Linked DNA regions of Homo sapiens: region 1 is linked to region 2. Evidence: read pairs that join two places in POLR2A ChIA-PET (ENCODE). Cell type or tissue: IMR-90. All regions are shown on one strand. Links, peaks and the distances in the headings refer to the core of each region. The heading gives the core; the rest is flanking DNA.

Region 1 (8,337 bases), core at 57-8,056, 74 kb after region 2:
GTGATACCTCCCTGACATGGTTCATCATCAGGCTGCAATGACAGAATGTGGTGAGCAGCGTCTACTGAGACTACTAACATTTTGCACTGTCAAAATACTTGGTGAGGAAAAGATAGCTCAGGTTATTGCTAATGGGTTAATGCACCAGCAAGCAAAATATTTTATGTTTTGGGGGTTTTGAAAAATCAAAGATAATTAACCAAGGATCTTAACTGTGTTCGCATTTTTTATCCAAGCACTTAGAAAACCTACAATCCTAATTTTGATGTCCATTGTTAAGAGGTGGTGATAGATACTATTTTTTTTTTCATATTGTATAGCGGTTATTAGAAAAGTTGGGGATTTTCTTGATCTTTATTGCTGCTTACCATTGAAACTTAACCCAGCTGTGTTCCCCAACTCTGTTCTGCGCACGAAACAGTATCTGTTTGAGGCATAATCTTAAGTGGCCACACACAATGTTTTCTCTTATGTTATCTGGCAGTAACTGTAACTTGAATTACATTAGCACATTCTGCTTAGCTAAAATTGTTAAAATAAACTTTAATAAACCCATGTAGCCCTCTCATTTGATTGACAGTATTTTAGTTATTTTTGGCATTCTTAAAGCTGGGCAATGTAATGATCAGATCTTTGTTTGTCTGAACAGGTATTTTTATACATGCTTTTTGTAAACCAAAAACTTTTAAATTTCTTCAGGTTTTCTAACATGCTTACCACTGGGCTACTGTAAATGAGAAAAGAATAAAATTATTTAATGTTTTAATATGTCTAGTGTATTCGTGTATATATAGATATTCTAAGATTCTTGTTTAAAAAAACAAATGTGTTGGACATAATCAAAATTCAAGATTTTCACAATAAAATATTTAAGACATAATTCAAAGCACATTATCAAAAAAGTGAAAATACAACCAACAGAAAGAGAAAAAATATTTTCAAACCATGTATCTGATAAGGGTCTAGTATCCAGAATATATAAAGCACCATTACAACTCAATAAATAGATATTCTAAGATTCTTACCCCCAAGGACTTATCAGGGGTTACAGATTAACACTCAGTGTAAGATGATAAGGCAGTTAAGGATACATCAGAACCGAAAACTATGTGAAGGAGTTAGAAGGAGTAGATGCTTTCACGCATCTTTCTTAAATAAATAACTCTTTATCAATAAATATGAATTTGAGTTATTTGTTACAGAGGCAAAACAATAAGCATGCCAAATTATATAGGGTTTTTTTTTCTAACCATAGAAATTATACAGATCTGTTGATGGAAATAAAATTTTGCCATTACTGTTAATCCCAGGCTCACAAGATCTTCAACTACAGTTGAACAAAAGATATGGACATATTCAGCCGCATAGTTCTTATTCCGATCCACAATGTTATAGCAAAGACCATAGTATTAAATCATAAATATATGCCATAAGGAAGTTGCTCCCCTTACAACTTTAAAGCAAGCCAGTATTACCTCTAGTTTGTAGATGTGGAACATGTCTTGGTCATCCAGTGAGCAGTGGAGTCAAGCAGAACCCAGGCCTTTGGTCCGTGCCTGTATGGAACAAGAGATGTGGTCTCATGGGATAACTGGCCAGGACATAAACCATAACAGAAGCGCCAGCCTGATGACCTCTGAAGTTTGATTCCCAGAGCCACAGGGTGATCTGGAGTTTGTTTCAAGACTCTTGTACTTTCTGTGTTTCACTGGAGGGCTGTACTTAGCTTTCCCTGCTCACTTTAGCCACCTACATCTGGGCACCAATATCAAAAAAATAACTTTGGAAAAATTGGGCAGGCTTCTTGTGGAGCTCTGCTACTGTAGAGGGGGAATTTATATATTTCCGAAGAGTAGATGATTTAGAGCAGGAAGGATTCTACTTTCCCAGATCATGTTACCAAAGCAAGGGTCAATAAAAGGCATCTTCAAGACCTGAAAATCTTCAAGGTTCTCATAATTGAAGACTTTTTTTTCCCCCTTCACTGTCCACCTTTTTTCTTGGCAGATAACCGCTTACCCTTAGGGCATGTTTTCTTCTGTGGGACTGTAAACTACCAGAAACCATGCTAGATACTTTAACTACTTATACTCATTAGCTCTTCCTTGCAAATCTGTGAAGTAAAGTGCTAGCACCAGCACCATTTTTCAGATGAGAAAACTAAGGCTTGCAGAGAGTGAACAATTTGCCCAAGGTCACCACTGATAAGTAGTAAAGAAAGGATATAAACTCAGCTCAGTGTGTCGCAGAGTTCATCTCTCTCCATTGTACAGTTACATTCCCAACCAACATGCTGGGGCTGCCATGCCAGGATTACTCCACTCTGTTGCTTTTTATTAAAAAATTATGTTACATATTTTATTACACAATTATTTTACATAAAATAAAATGTACAGATCAATGAGTTTTGACAGATGTATATATATATCATTGTAATCATCAGCCAAATAAAGTTATAGACTCTACCAACATTTCTGAAAGTTTCTTTAATTACTTCTAGTCCAGAATCCCCTCCTCCCAGAGGCAATCTAATTTATTTTTATTTTTATTTATGTATTTATTTTTAGAGACAGGGTCCCCTCTGTCACCCAGGCTGGAGTGCAGTGGTACAGTCATAGCTCACTGCAGTCTTAAACTCCTGGGCTCAAGTGATCCTCCTGCCTCAGCCTCCCAAGTACCTAGGACTGCAAGCATATGCCACCATGCCTTGCTAATATTTTTAATTTTTTATAGAGACATGGTCTCATTGTGTTGTCCAGTCTGGTCTCAAACTCCTGGGCAAATGCAATTCTCCTGCCTTGGCCTCCCAAATTGTTGGGATTACAGGTGTGAGTCACCGCACCTGGCCCTATTTATCTTAACACATGCTAAATTAATAACTACACTAATTAACTAAATTACTAAATGCCACAATAAATTAACAAAATTAATAAGACTAATGCTGGAGTGTTATTGTGTCTTGAAATCAGGGTAAGTCCCCCAACTTTATTCTTCAAGAATGTCTTGACTAATATAGGACATTTCCATTTTCATATACATTTTAAAATCAGCTTGTCAATTTTTACAAAAGTTTCCTGGAATTTCCATTGGGATAGTATATATCTATAGATTAATTTCTCAAAAATTGACATCTGCACAATCCAGAAACATTTCTTCATTTAGTTCTTTTTTAGCTGCTCTCAGCAATGTTTACAGCTTTCAGTGCATAGAGCTTAGCCTTTTATTAAGTTTATTCTTGAAAGTCTGAGTTTTATGCTATTATAAATGGCCTTTTAAAAATTTATTTTCCAGCCAGGCGCAGTGGCTTACACCTGTAATCCCAGCACTTTGGGAGGCCGAGGTGGGTGGATCTCTCGAGGTCAGGAGTTCGAGACCAGCCTGGCCAACATGGTGAAAACCCATCTCTACTGAAAATACAAAAATTAGCCAGGAGTGGTGGTGTGCACCTGTAATTCTAGCTACTGGAAAGGCTGAGGCACAAGAATCACTTGAACCCAGGAAGTAGAGGTTGCAGTGAGCCAAGATCATGCCACTGCACTCCAGCCTGGGCAACAGAGTGAGACTCTGTCTCAAAAAAAAAAAATTATTTTCTAATTGTTTGTTGCTAGGGTTAGAAATGCAACTGATTTTTGTATATTGACCTAGTAGCATCCTGGAATCTTATTAATTTATTAATTAATTTTAGTATTTTCACCTCTCTGAATTCAAATATTGTATTTTACAGTTCTAGAACAGTGCTGTCCAATGGAAATATGCAAGCCTCATGTAATTTTGTTTTCCAGTAGCCACATTAAAAAATACTAAAATAGACAAGGGATGGTGGCTCACTTCTGTAATCCCAGTACTTTGGGACGCCAAAGCAGACAGATCACTTGAGCCCAGGAGTTTGAGACCAGCCTGGGAAACATGGCGAAACTCTTTGTACCAAAAAAAAAAAAAAGAAAGAAAAAAAAAATTAACTGGGAATGGTGGTGCATGCCTGTAGTCCCAGCTACTCAGGAGGCTAAGGTGAGAGGATCACTTGAGCCCAGGAGCTGGAAATTGCAGTGAGTCAAGATCATGCCACTGCACTCCAGCCTGAGTGACAGAGTGACACCCTGTCTCAAAAAAAAAAAAAAAAAAAGAAAAGAAAAGTAAAACAACAACAAAAGTAGTAAAATAGCCAGGTGCAGTGGCTCATACCTGTAATCCCAGCAGTTTGGGAGGCCAAGGGAGGAGGATCACTTGAAGCTAGGAGTTCGAGCCTGGCCTGGACAGCAAGGAGACCCCTCCATCTCTACAAAAAATAAAAAAAGTAAAATAATTGGTGTAGTTAATTTTAATAATATGTTTCATTTAACTATACATATCCCAAATATTATCACTTAACATATAATCAATATAAAAACTATTAATGAGCTATTTTATGCTAAATCTTTGAAATTTAGTATTTCAAAATTACTGCACATCTCAATTTGGACTAACCACACTTGAAATGCTCAATAGCCACATTGTGGCTGTCGTGGCTAAGGGCTACCATGTTGGATAGCATGGATCTAGGATCTCTCTTCTTTTACTAGAGTTCCCATTTCTCTTCTGAGTTCTCTATTCACCCATTCTGTCCATTTCTTCCTGTAAATTCTTTAGCATATTCATAGCAGCTTAAAACAGTTAACATAGATGCTAATTCCAACATCTAGGTCATCTATGTGTCTATTTTTATTGGCTAATTTTTCTCATTATGGGTCACATTTTTTGTGTTTCTATACATGTCTATTAAATTTTTTAGTATAGGAGTGACATTGTAGATGATACATTACAGAAATTCTGGATTATTTTCCTTTTGAGAATATACAGTTGTGTTCTTGGAGACTCAAATTGCCACATTTGTTTAGGCTGTATTTCACCATGCACTGTCAGGACTAAATAATACTCATGGGGGAAAACCAGTTAAATATAGAACTCACTTTGCTTCCCTTCTTTCAAGAGCCATGGCCATTCCAGTGGCTGCCTGCCTTTGGTTGTTCTTCATTGCCATCAACAGTTGTTTTTCATATTTTGTCCAGAGTTTATAATTGTTATTGAATAGTGGGTTAGTCTGATAAAAGCTACACTGTCATTACCAGAACTGGAACCATCTACTGGTTTTGGTATTTTCTGTTGTTGTTGTTTTGTTTTCCTTTTTTATTTTATTTTATTTTTTTTCTTAAGAAGTCTGTTGTATTTGAGCAGGAGTTTATGCTAGGAGCCATATTCTGTGTGTGCATGTCCAGCCTCCAACAAACCCACAAACTGGTGATTCCTTGGTGACTTTAATATCAGCAAACGTAACTCTCGTCCTCAGATAGAAGGCAGATGGAGGTAAATGGAGAAGGGAGGGAAGGATAAATGAGTTATAGGATCCATTGCTTTCACCAAGAGCTTAATGTTTTAAAGGCAGGGGCTACATGATAGAAAAATACATTCAAAGAAGAGAACTTCATGGGAAAAACTAAAACCTCTGAGTTTCCCACTATGTGCTAAATTTGTGGTTATGTGTTACTTTGTCAAGGGCTACAGCTAGCCACTTGGATTTTTTGTTTTTTTGTATTTTTTTTTTTTTTTGAGATGGAGTTTCACTCTTGTTGCCCAGGCTGGAGTGCAATGGCATGATCTTGGCTCACCGCGACCTCCACCTCCTGGGTTCAAGCGAGTCTCCTGTCTCAGTCTCCCGAGTAGCTGGGATTACAGGCATGTGCCACCATGACTGGCTAATTTTATATTTTTATTAGAGACGGGGTTTCTCCATGTTGGTCAGGCTAGTCTGAAACTCCTGACCTCAGGTGATCCGCCCGCCTTGGCCTCCCAAAGTGCTGGGGTTACAGGCGTGAGCCACCGCACCCGGCCCAGCTAGCTACTTTGACAGCCAAGAAAACTGAAGCAAATCCCCCACTAACATTTAAAAAACAACAACAAAAAGACATTCCTGGGTTTCCAACCCAAATCCATAGCCAAAGCCCATCTTCTTTCTACCATGCCAGAAAACCCCTTACATATTCTCCAAACTCAGTAACCTTAAGTGAAATGTGTAAAGTGAAATAACCTTAAATGAGCCTTAATAAAACCTTAACTAGAGTAATAGAATTTTTCTTAGGTTAGAGAGAAAAACCGAAAACACCAACTGGTCTCTTGCACCCCTCTGATCTGAGAAGAAGGCCTGCCTTGTTCAACCCCTCCATCTGTTACCTGGATTCCCACTATGCCAGTTCTCTAACATCTTTACTTTCATTCTTCAAACATTTATTAAATGCAAAGCTCTGGGCTCAGTATTAGCGATAAGCAGCTTGATAAAGATAAAATGCAGCTTGATCTTCACAGTCTAGCGGAAGAGACCAATATCTAAACAGGTAAGTATAATACATTGTAGAAAGTGCTATAATCAAGGTATATATAGGGTAGAGGAGTTTATTTAAACTCTGGTTTATTCTAACAAAGATCAAAGATCTGACTCTTCAAAGACACAAATCTTAGACTAACATAGAATAAAAAATAAGTAGGAAAAATACACATCTAAGAAAGGAAAATAGAGCCACTCACAAGGGTAGCTCCCCAGGCAGGCCATGGAGCCTTTCCAAGACAGCCATGAGTTTGGTGCTGAGCTTTGCAGATGGTGGCACAAAGAAACCATCCTGGTCGCTTCAAAGATGGCCGAATAGGAATAGCTCTGGTCTATAGCTCCCAGTGAGATCGACACAGAAGACAGGTGATTTCTGCATTTCTAACTGAGGTACCTGGTTCATCTCATTGGGACTGATCAGACAGTGGTTGCAGCCCATGGAGGGCGAGCTGAAGCAGGGCAGGGCATCGCCTCACCTGGGAAGTGCAAGGGGTTGGGGGATTTCCCTTTCCTAGCCAAGGGAAGCCATAAGTGACTGGACCTGGAGAAGCAGTACACTCCTGCCCAAATACTGTGCTTTTCCCACGGTCTTTACAACCGTCAGACAAGGAGATCCCCTCCCATGCCTGGCTCAGTGGGTCCCATGCCCATGGAGCCTGGCTCGCTGCTAGCGCAACAGTCTAAGATTGACCTGGGACGCTGGAGCTTGGTGTGGGGAGGGGCATCCACCATTGCTGATGCTTGAGTAGGCAGTTCTATGCTCAAAGTGTAAACAAAGGGCAGGGGAGCTCAAACTGAGTGGAGCCCCCCACAGCTCAGCAAGGCCTACTGCCTCTCTAGATTCCACCTCTAGGGGCAGGGCGTATCTGAACAAAAGACAGCAGACAGCTTCTCCAGACTTAAAAGTCCCTGCCTAACAGCTCTGAAGAGAGCAGTGGCTCTCCCAGCACAGCGTTCAAACTCTGATAACAGACAGACTGCCTCCCCAAGTGGGTTCCTGACCCCCATGTAGCCTGACTGGGAGACACCTCCCAGTAGGGGCCAACAGACACCTCATGCAGGTGGGTGCCCCTCTGGGACCAAGCTTCCAGAGGAAGGATCAGGCAGCAATATTTGCTGTTCTGCAGCCTCTGCTAGTGATATCCAGGAAAACAGGGTCTGGAGTGGACCTCCAGCAAACTCCAACAGACTTGCAGCTGAGGGGCCTGTCTGTTAGAAGGAAAACTAACAAACAGAAAGGAATAGCATCAACATCAACAAAAAGAACATGCACACCAAAACCCCATCCGTAGGTAACCAACATCAAAGACCAAAGGTAGATAAAACCACAACGATGGGGAGAAACCAGAGCAGAAAGGCTGAAAATTCCAAAAAACCAGAACACGTCTTCTCTTCCAAAGGAACACAACTCCTCGCCAGCAAGGGAACAAAGCTGGACGGAGAATGAGTTTGATAAGTTGACAGAAGTAGGCTTCAGAAGGTCGGTAATAAACTTCTCCAAGCTAAAGGAGCATGTTCTAAACCATTGCAAGGAAGTAAAAAACCTTGAAAAAAGGTTAGACGAATGGCTAACTAGAATAAACAGTGTAGAGAAGAGCTTAAATGACCTGATGGAGCTGAAAACCACAGTACAAGAACTTCATGAAGCATACACAAGCTTCAATAGCTGATTCAATCAAGCAGAAGAAAGGATATCAGTGATTGAAGATCAAATCGATGAGATAAAGTGAGAAGACAAGATCAGAGAAAAAAGAGTGAAAAGAAACGAACAAAGCCTCCAAGAAATATGGGACTATGTGAAAAGACCAAATCTACGTCTCATTGGTGTACCTGAAAGTGACGGGGAGAATGAAACCAATTTAGAAAACACTCCTCAGGATATTATCCAGGAGAACTTCCCCAACCTAGCAAGGCAGGCCAACAGTCAAATTCAGGAAATACAGAGAACACCACAAAGATACTTGTAAGGAAGAGCAACCCAA
Region 2 (8,337 bases), core at 177-8,176:
CTTTATTCTTGGAGTTCTGTCAGGTGCTAGGAATCCACAATGACCAACCCAAGGGGCCTCTTGCTCTCATGGAGCTTGTAGTCCAGCTGGCTGTGTTCTGGATTCTGGGGAAATTACAGATAAGTGGAATTCCCTCTCAACCTGCCTGAGACCTGCTGGGCGTTTCAGAAAGGCATTAAAAAGGCTGGGCAGAGTGGCTGACGCCTGTAAACTCAGCACTTTGGGAGGCCAAGATGGGAAAATGGCTTGAGACCAGGAACTCAAGACCAGCCTGGGCAACATAGCAGGATGTAATCTCTACAAATGTTTTTTAAAATTAGCTGGGCATGGTGGCTTATACCTGTAGTCCCAGCTATTCAGGAGGCTAAAGCAGGGCTATCGCTTGGCCCTGGGAGATCGAGGCTGTAGTAAGATATGATTACACCACTGCATTCCAGCCTGGGTGACAGAGCGAGACCCTGTCTTTTTTTAATTAAAAAAAAAAAAAAAAAAAAAAAAAAGGCCAGCCGTGGTGACTTATGCGTGTAATCCCAGGACTTTGGGTGCTGGGTGGATCACCTGAGGTCGACAGTTCGAGACCAGCCTGATCAACATGGAGAAACCCCATCTCTACTAAAAATACAAAATTAGCTGGGTGTGGTGGCACATGCCTGTAATCCCAGCTACTCAGGAGGCTGAGGCAGGAGAATTGCTTGAACCCAGGAGGCGGAGGTTACGGTGAGCAACCTGCACTCCAGCCTGGGCAAGAAGAGCGAAACTCCATCTCAAAAAAACAAAAACAAAAACAAAAAACAAAAAAACAAAAAAAGAACAAAAAAAACCCCCAAGGCATTAAAAAGTTTTTTGTTTCACTTCATTCAAGAATAAGGTCTAGCGAGGCGCAATGGCTCACACCTGTAATCCCAGCACTTTGGGAGTCTGAAGCAGGTGGATCACTTGAGCTCAGGAGTTGAAGACCAGCCTGGGCAACACGGCAAAAGCCCATCTCTACAAAAAATAAAACAATTAGTTGGGTGTGGTGCACGCTTGTGGTCCCAGCTACTCAGGAGGCTGAGGTGGGAGGACCACCTGAGCCCAGGAATTCAAGGCAGTATTGAATCTTAATCACGCCACCGCACTCCAACCTGAGGGAGACCCTATCTCAAAAACAAACAAACAAATAAAAAAAAACCCAGAAGGTTCTAGTCTTTATCTTATAGAGATATTGAAACTAGTTGGGAGAGAAAGGTGGGTGGGTGGAGGGGAGCCTTCATGGCCTAGTGACTTGGTGAAAATAACAAAGACATTCATTATTGCTCTTGTCCAGGGAGGTTTGACCCAGCTTTTGAAAAACACAATGGAGCTGGCCATCAACTGTTAAAAAGTTAAAGTTTCATGAATAATTGGGTGGTTTAAAAGAGAGAGACAGAGAGAGAGTAGGAAAATCCTATTCAGTGGGAAGAATTAAATTTTTTCACTTATTTGTGAAAATATTAAACACTGAACCACTTCTAAAATAGATATAAGGTCGACAGTGGGGGGAGGTAAATAAGTTATATGTCTTCAGTAGAATATTGCACAGTCATTAAAATACTTTTGAATTTTATGCTTTTGAATTATTAAAATAATTTTATGCTTTTGAATTAAAATACTTTTGAATTATTAAAATAATTTTGAATTAATATGGGCATATGCTTAGGATATAATAGCAAGAAAGTGTAGGAGAGGAAATCATTTGCTATATGCTGCTAGTTTGTGTTATCAGATGTCGTATTTCATTAAATATATTCCTCCAATAAACACTTAGTGATACATCACAGATGTTAATAGTAGTTGCCTCTAGAGAGTGGGACCCAAGTTAATTTTTTAAAGATTAATTGAAGTTTTCAAAAGTTTCCACATGAAGCATACTGGACATCACTTTTATCAACATAAAACCAATACATGTCATTACCCAGCTAGACACACAGAGAATCATGTGATACACTCTTGATTTGTCACATGCAGACATGTTTTTAATTATGAGGCCTTCCTTCTGAGACTCTGGAGATGATCTAATCCCACCCTTGCTCTGCACATGTGCCCCAGATATGCAACATAAGTGGACCAAGCTCACACAGCAAGCTCGTGGCGGTGCCTGGTAAGAACTCAACTCTCCTGCCAGTCCAGGCTTCCCTTGCCGCGCCACTGCTGTACAGAAGATGGTCGCTGGTGAGCTACTCTCCTTGAACTGCTCTGCTCTCTTGGTGAACACAAAGGGAAACGGAGTGGGTGGGGGTGAAATGTAGAGATTCTCCTTCCGAAGGGAAGAGGTAACCTCTCACCCAAAGATAGGACAATCAGAAATAGCTTATCTATTAAAACAAAGTTGAAAAAACAATGAAGTCACCTCATTCCAGACAGGGTTCAATTCATTATCAACTTTCTTTGTTTTCTTTTTCTCATCTGCAAAAGAGATAAAGGAAGAGACAGCAATCATTTATAAAAAAATTAAAGAGCGTGGGCCATTCATTTATTCTAAGAACATTACCCAAGGGTCTACTTGCACCCACATCTCCCCATTCATCGCTTAGGATGGGTGTTTACCTGAATCACAGTTTTCCAAATGAAATGGCATTTTTTGGTCTACAAGGTTTTCCCATCTCCAGGTCTACATGGAGTTAAGGGATGTGATGTTCTGCCCTTCTCTCACCAAGGCTACCCAGAGCCTCTGCATCTCTGGCTTGCTGCAGAAAGAAGCCAACAAAGCTAACCTCTGAGATGCTGATATTGCTATTTTATAGATGAGGATATTGAGGCTCAAAGAGTTAAGACGTTTATCTGAGCTCACACCTGGCAGTGATGCCCTGATTTAAACCTGGAATTTCAGCTCTGAAGCTCATGCTGCATCTGAGTGTGCTAAGATGCCAACACAGCTTCAATATTAAGCTGGACTCCCTCCCATAGGCTTCGGTACAAGGTCATTAGTAGATGAAAACTTTCTAAGACCAGCGGATAATTTGGGGCTTCCTTTACTCCGAGGCCACCTTTTCTGAAGACACAAGATCTTTCTTCTCTGTGTCTGAGCCTGGACAGTACACCTACCTGGATGAGCACACGAGCAAATCCAGCAAGTGCTTAAAGTTTCCTTGTAGCAAAGTCCAAAGAGCAGAGGCTTCTTTTGGGTCCCCAAGTCCCCAAATACCTACCCAAATAAAAGCTAATCTTCGAGTACAAAATGCTTTGTCAGCATTATCTCATCTAATTTTTTTTTTTTTTTGAGACAGGGTCTCGCGAGGTCGCCCAGGCTGGAGTATAGTGGCACTATTTCGGCTCACTGCAACCTCTGCCTCCCAGCTCAAGAGATCCTCCCACCTCGGCGCCCCATGTAGTTGGGACCACAGGTGCACACCACCACACCCAGCTAATTTTTCTATGTTTTTTTTTTTTTCACTAGAGATGGGGTTTTGCCATGTTGCCCAGGCTGGTCTCAAACCCCTGAGCTCAAGTGATCCACCTGCCTCAGCCTCCCAAAGTGCTGGGATTACAGGTATGAGCCACTGCGCCCGGCATTCATCTAATCTTAAAAACCTAGGAGAAGCCAGGTGAGGTGGTGCACGCCTGTAATCCCAGCACTTATGGAGGCCAAGGTGGGAGGATTGTTTGAGCCTAGGAGTTCAAGACCAGCGTAGGCAACATAATGAAACCCCATCTCTACAAAAATACAACAATTAGCTCTGTGTGGTGGCACACACCTATAGGTTCCAGCTACTCAGGAGGCTGAGGTGGGAGGATCCCTTGAGCCCAGGAGGTCAAGGCTGCAGTGAGCCAAGATCACACCACTGCACTCCAGCCTGGGAAACAAAGCAAGACCCTGTCCAAAAACAAAAAACAAACCCTAGGAGGTATATATTACTATTTTCATCCCCCTTTCACAGCTAAGGAAACTGAGAAGCTGAGTAACATTCAAAGTCACCCAGTTGGCTGGGTGCGGTGGCTGACACCTGTAATCCCAGCACTTTGGGAGGCCAAGGCGGGCAGATCACTTGAGGTCAGGAGACCAGCCTGGCCAACATGGTGAAACCCCACTTCTACTAAAAATACAAAAATTAGCCAGGCATGGTGATGGGTGCCTATTATCCCAGCTACTCGGGAGGCTGAGGCAGGAGAATCACTTGAACCCAGGAGGCAGAGGTTGCAGTAAGCCGAGATCGTGTCACTGCACTCCAGCCTAAAGGATAGAGCGAGACTCAGTCTCAAAACAAAAAACAAATAAGTCACCCAGTTAATAAATGGTCTTGCTAGGATTTGAGACCCAGGCAGTCTCACATTAGTGGCCACACTTTGAATCACTCCTCAGCCTTTGCTTCTCCTCTGCTGCTGTGGAATGTAGGAGGTAGTGGGTTTTGTTTAGCTAATGTCACATTGCTTTGGCTCCCAGCACACAGCTGCCTGTGGGACTAACCACCTCATTCTTCCAAGACCTCAGCATAGCAAGGCCGTGAGTCATGGACCTCACTCTGCTAAGCATTAACTTTTCCACTTGAGAGGGCAACACACAGCCCAATGGCTTCCCTTCCTAAGCTTCAGCGTGACGCTCCTCGTCGGCTTGTGCCCAGACCTATCCTGGCTGGTTCTGCCTGTGCTCTCTCTATGTGGCCTACAGAGCCCCTCACTGCATCTGACTCTGAGGTCCCCTAGACGCTGTCCAGAAACTTCCCCTCCCACACTTCCATTTTGACCCCACCCTTCCCTCTCCTCATCTAACAGAAACTCCCAATCCTCCTCTCTGGTTACAGTATAAGAAAGTGCTCTTGAGAGAAACAGGAGACATGCAAAGAATTTTTAACTTAAATAGAACTGGACAAAATGGTTTCTATGTGTAATTGTAGCTGCTCCCTCTACAGAATCATCTCTAGGTGCCAGGCTGTGCATTCTACCACAGTGTCTCTAACCATTGAGACAATTCTTCCAGGTAAACATGGTCATTCCCATTTCTAAGCCAAGAAAATGGAGAGTAGTTAACCTGCCTTCAATCACACAGCTAATAAGGAAACAGCCAGATTTTGAACTACATCCCTCTGGCTCCAAAATCTGTGTTTGTGTGTGTTTGCCACCATGCCACAGTGCCTTATTGGAAGCTGTCAGAAATGCTGGATAATGAAGATTCGTAAATGTAACACATGTGATGGGCTTGGCGTCTTGGAAAATGTCCATAAGGAAGTTTATGGTTGCGTTCCAGGGTATCCTGAAACTCTCCAAGATTATTTGCTCTAATACACAAAATATTGCATCTGTGAGTTTTCTTGGAGGAAAGAGCTCATTGTTCTCATCAGATTCTCAAATGTGCTTGAAAAAGGTTAGGAATCCCAGCATTCAACAAGCATGAAATAGTACCACCAATCTCCCTCTACCTTACCACTACCCTGCTCCCATAACCGGGGCTTGGGGGGGTGGAGAACTGAGTCTCAAAGGAGTGGATCTGGACCCTGAGACCATGGCGGTCCTTCAAGAGAGAAGATAGGAGATTCCAAGAAGTCCCAGCAAGAAGGGAAAGCAAGGAGAAGGCAGAAAATAATGCAATAGAAACTGAGCACCCAGGCTTGGGGTAGGATTTGCATCACTGAAAGATGGCACTGAAGCAAAATTCCAGTCTCCAAGTCCCCAAGACTCCAACCAGGGAGCCAAGGCAGGGACAAGGGCTCCAGGGAGGTCACAGAAAAAACCAGCGCTTGTCAACATGAAACAAGTCCCAAGCCTGGTTCCTGACCCAGGAAACAGAGAACACGGAAGACACGCTGCAAGCTACCTTGAGGCCAAGCCTGGGACCATGGATCCTCTCTGCCCTCAGGAGGCACAGGATTGTTCCAGAGTCAGCAGCTGGGGAGTGTGAAAAGATTCATTTGTTCATTCATTCATTCACAAACATTTATTAAGCATCCACTGTGTGCCAGTAACAGGAAACAGAAGAGTGTAAGATAATTCTTAGTCTTAAAAAGTTCCACAGGCTGGCTGGACATGGCGGCTCACGCCTGTAATCCTAGCACTTTGGGAGGCCAAGGCGGGTGGACTGCCTGAGCTCAGGAGTTCGAGACCAGCCTGGACAACATGGGTGAAACCCCGTCTCTACTAAAATACAAAAAATATTAGCCGGGCATGGTGGTGGACGCCTGCAGTCCCAGCCACTCGAGAGGCTGAGGCAGGAGAATTGCTTGAACCCAGGAGGCGGAAGTTGCAGTGAGCCGAGATCAAGCCACTGCACTCCAGCCTGGGCAACAGAGCAAGACCCCATCTCCAAAAAAAAAAAAAAAAAAGAAAGAAAAAGAAAAAAAAAGTGCCACAGGCCAGGTGCGGTGGCTGACACCTGTAATCCCAGCACTGTGGGAGGCTGAGGCAGGCGGATCACCTGAGGTCAGAAGTTTGAGACCAGCCTGGCCAACTTGGTGAAACCCATCTCTACTAAAAATACAAAATTTAGCCATGCATGGTGGTGGGCACCTGTAATCCCCGATACTCGGGTGGCTGAGGCAGGAGAATCGCTTGAACCTGGGAGGCGGAAGTTGCAGTGAGCCTAGATCGCGCCATTGCACTCCAGCCTGGCAACAAGAGCAAAACTCCATCTAAGAAAAGAAAAGAAAAGAAATAGCACAAAGCTCCACCAGGCTTTTGCCTGTCTCATTCTCATCCTGAAGTTTCTTCCTGCCTGTCAGAGGGGGAATAAACAGAAATAATGACTGGTCAGCTCAGGCCAAGAGACCTCACAGCTCAGCCCACAGAAATGGTTCACTGAGTGAGTTCTTCCGCAAACATTAATCAGCTCCTTCATTCTTCCACCCAACAAATGTTTGTGAAATTGCCAGGCATTGAGCACTGTAGGAGACACAAAAATACCCAAGACATGGTTCCTGCCCTCAGGGGGTCTAGTGGGGAGAGGAAATGTGGCTATACGGGACTGATAGAGAAAGGACTTCAGTTGCTATCAGAGGGGTATCAATGCACAGAAAAATTCAGAGGAAAGAAAGGTGACTTCAGGCTGTGTGCACAGAAGATGCAGAGGCTGAGCTAGATGAGAATTCAAGGGCAAGGAGGGGTTGAAAATGTGGAGCCAGAAGACGAGCTCACTCCAGTAGACACAATAGGGTGGGTGGATCAGGCATGGAGGAGGGAGAACCAGTTATGTCACATCTGGGGACACTCCAGGACCCAACCAGCTGGAACCAAAGAGCATAGAACTGGGTAGGGGGCAAACGGGCTTTGTGGGAAGGTTATGGTCTCACTGTGAAGCCTCAAGTACCAGGCTAAGCTTCATTTGGCTGATATAAGTACTTAAAGGAGGAGGGTATTAGAAACTGGATTTTATAACTTCAAAATTTTATAACTCATGAGAAAAACCAAGTGGCCCAACAATTCTCCCAATGCATGTTCCTGAACACATGATTCAATTGTGTGTTGAAAACAAAGGGGAGTGGCTGAGTCCAGGCAGATGCCAGTTGACCACAGACCAGGTGGAGCTATTCAACCAGAACTTCCTGCAGCTCCTGGCACTCATTGTGTGAGGTTGATGCTAATGGCATTACCTCTAGGGGATGCTCACTGCAGGCTGGGCATTGCTAAGCCCCCCACCTTTTTTTTTTTTTGAGTTAGAGTCTCACTGTGTTGCCCAGGCTGGAGTGCAATGGCACGCTCTTTGCTCACTACAATCTCTCTCCTGCCTCAGCCTCCTGAGTAGCTAGGATTACAGGTGTGTGCCACCACACCCAGCTAATTTTTATATTTTTAGTAAAGACAGGGTTTCCCCATGTTGGCCAGGCTAGTCTCGAACTCCTGACCTCAAGTGATCCGCTCACCTCGGCCTCCCAAAGTGCTGGGATTACAGGCGTGAGACACCGTGCCCGGCCTGCTAAGCCCTTTACATGCATCATTTCATTGAATCCTCCTGGCAAGCCTATGACGTAGGCACTGTTTTATTATCCTCAGTTTGCAGAGAAGCAAAGAGAGCCCAGAATGGTTAGGTAACTTGCTCAAGATCACAGGGCTAGGACGAAGCCCTCTAACCAGGTCTAGTATGACTCCTGAGCCCATGCATTTAACCACTGCACCTCCCATTTCCCTAGCTAATAAGGAAAAACTAAGTGGCTGGCATTGGCTCCTACCCTTCTGGAGAAACCCAGCTCAATCTCTTTCAAGAAGGAGGCTCTGATGTTTATCAAAATGTGTATATGTTACATTTTATTGAAAACCTATTCTCACACATAAACACATCAGGCAAAAAAAAAAAAAGTAGATAAATTATTTTTCTTATCAGCAGCCAGTCACATATTTATATTAGTCAATTATTTTATTCTACCTCTGTAAAAATAAAAAAAAAAGGTTAAACCT

The links. Peaks named below come from ENCODE experiments on the same cell type or tissue, not always from the same donor. Only the 100,000 strongest peaks of a DNase experiment are listed, where the experiment ranks them.
Region 1: POLR2A ChIA-PET joins it to region 2 with 11 read pairs; 5 of 35 experiments call an interaction of 5 or more read pairs at or near these places.

What each region holds. Positions count from the first base shown.
Region 1 is chr10:93,528,327-93,536,663 of GRCh38, forward strand. CEP55 (centrosomal protein 55) reads left to right here. Exons shown (of 9, transcript NM_018131.5): 9 at 1-766. Among named protein-coding and RNA genes, the nearest start is that of FFAR4, 34 kb to the right of the region's middle. In IMR-90, for the core only: no CTCF peak of the experiment used is centred there; no DNase peak of the experiment used is centred there.
Region 2 is chr10:93,454,514-93,462,850 of GRCh38, forward strand. It overlaps MYOF (myoferlin), which reads right to left. Exons shown (of 54, transcript NM_013451.4): 2 at 2,369-2,424. Among named protein-coding and RNA genes, the nearest start is that of MYOF, 24 kb to the right of the region's middle. RefSeq lists an enhancer at 5,287-5,909. In IMR-90, for the core only: no CTCF peak of the experiment used is centred there; DNase peaks (open chromatin) are centred at 4,448 and 6,728; H3K27ac peaks cover 5,398 bases.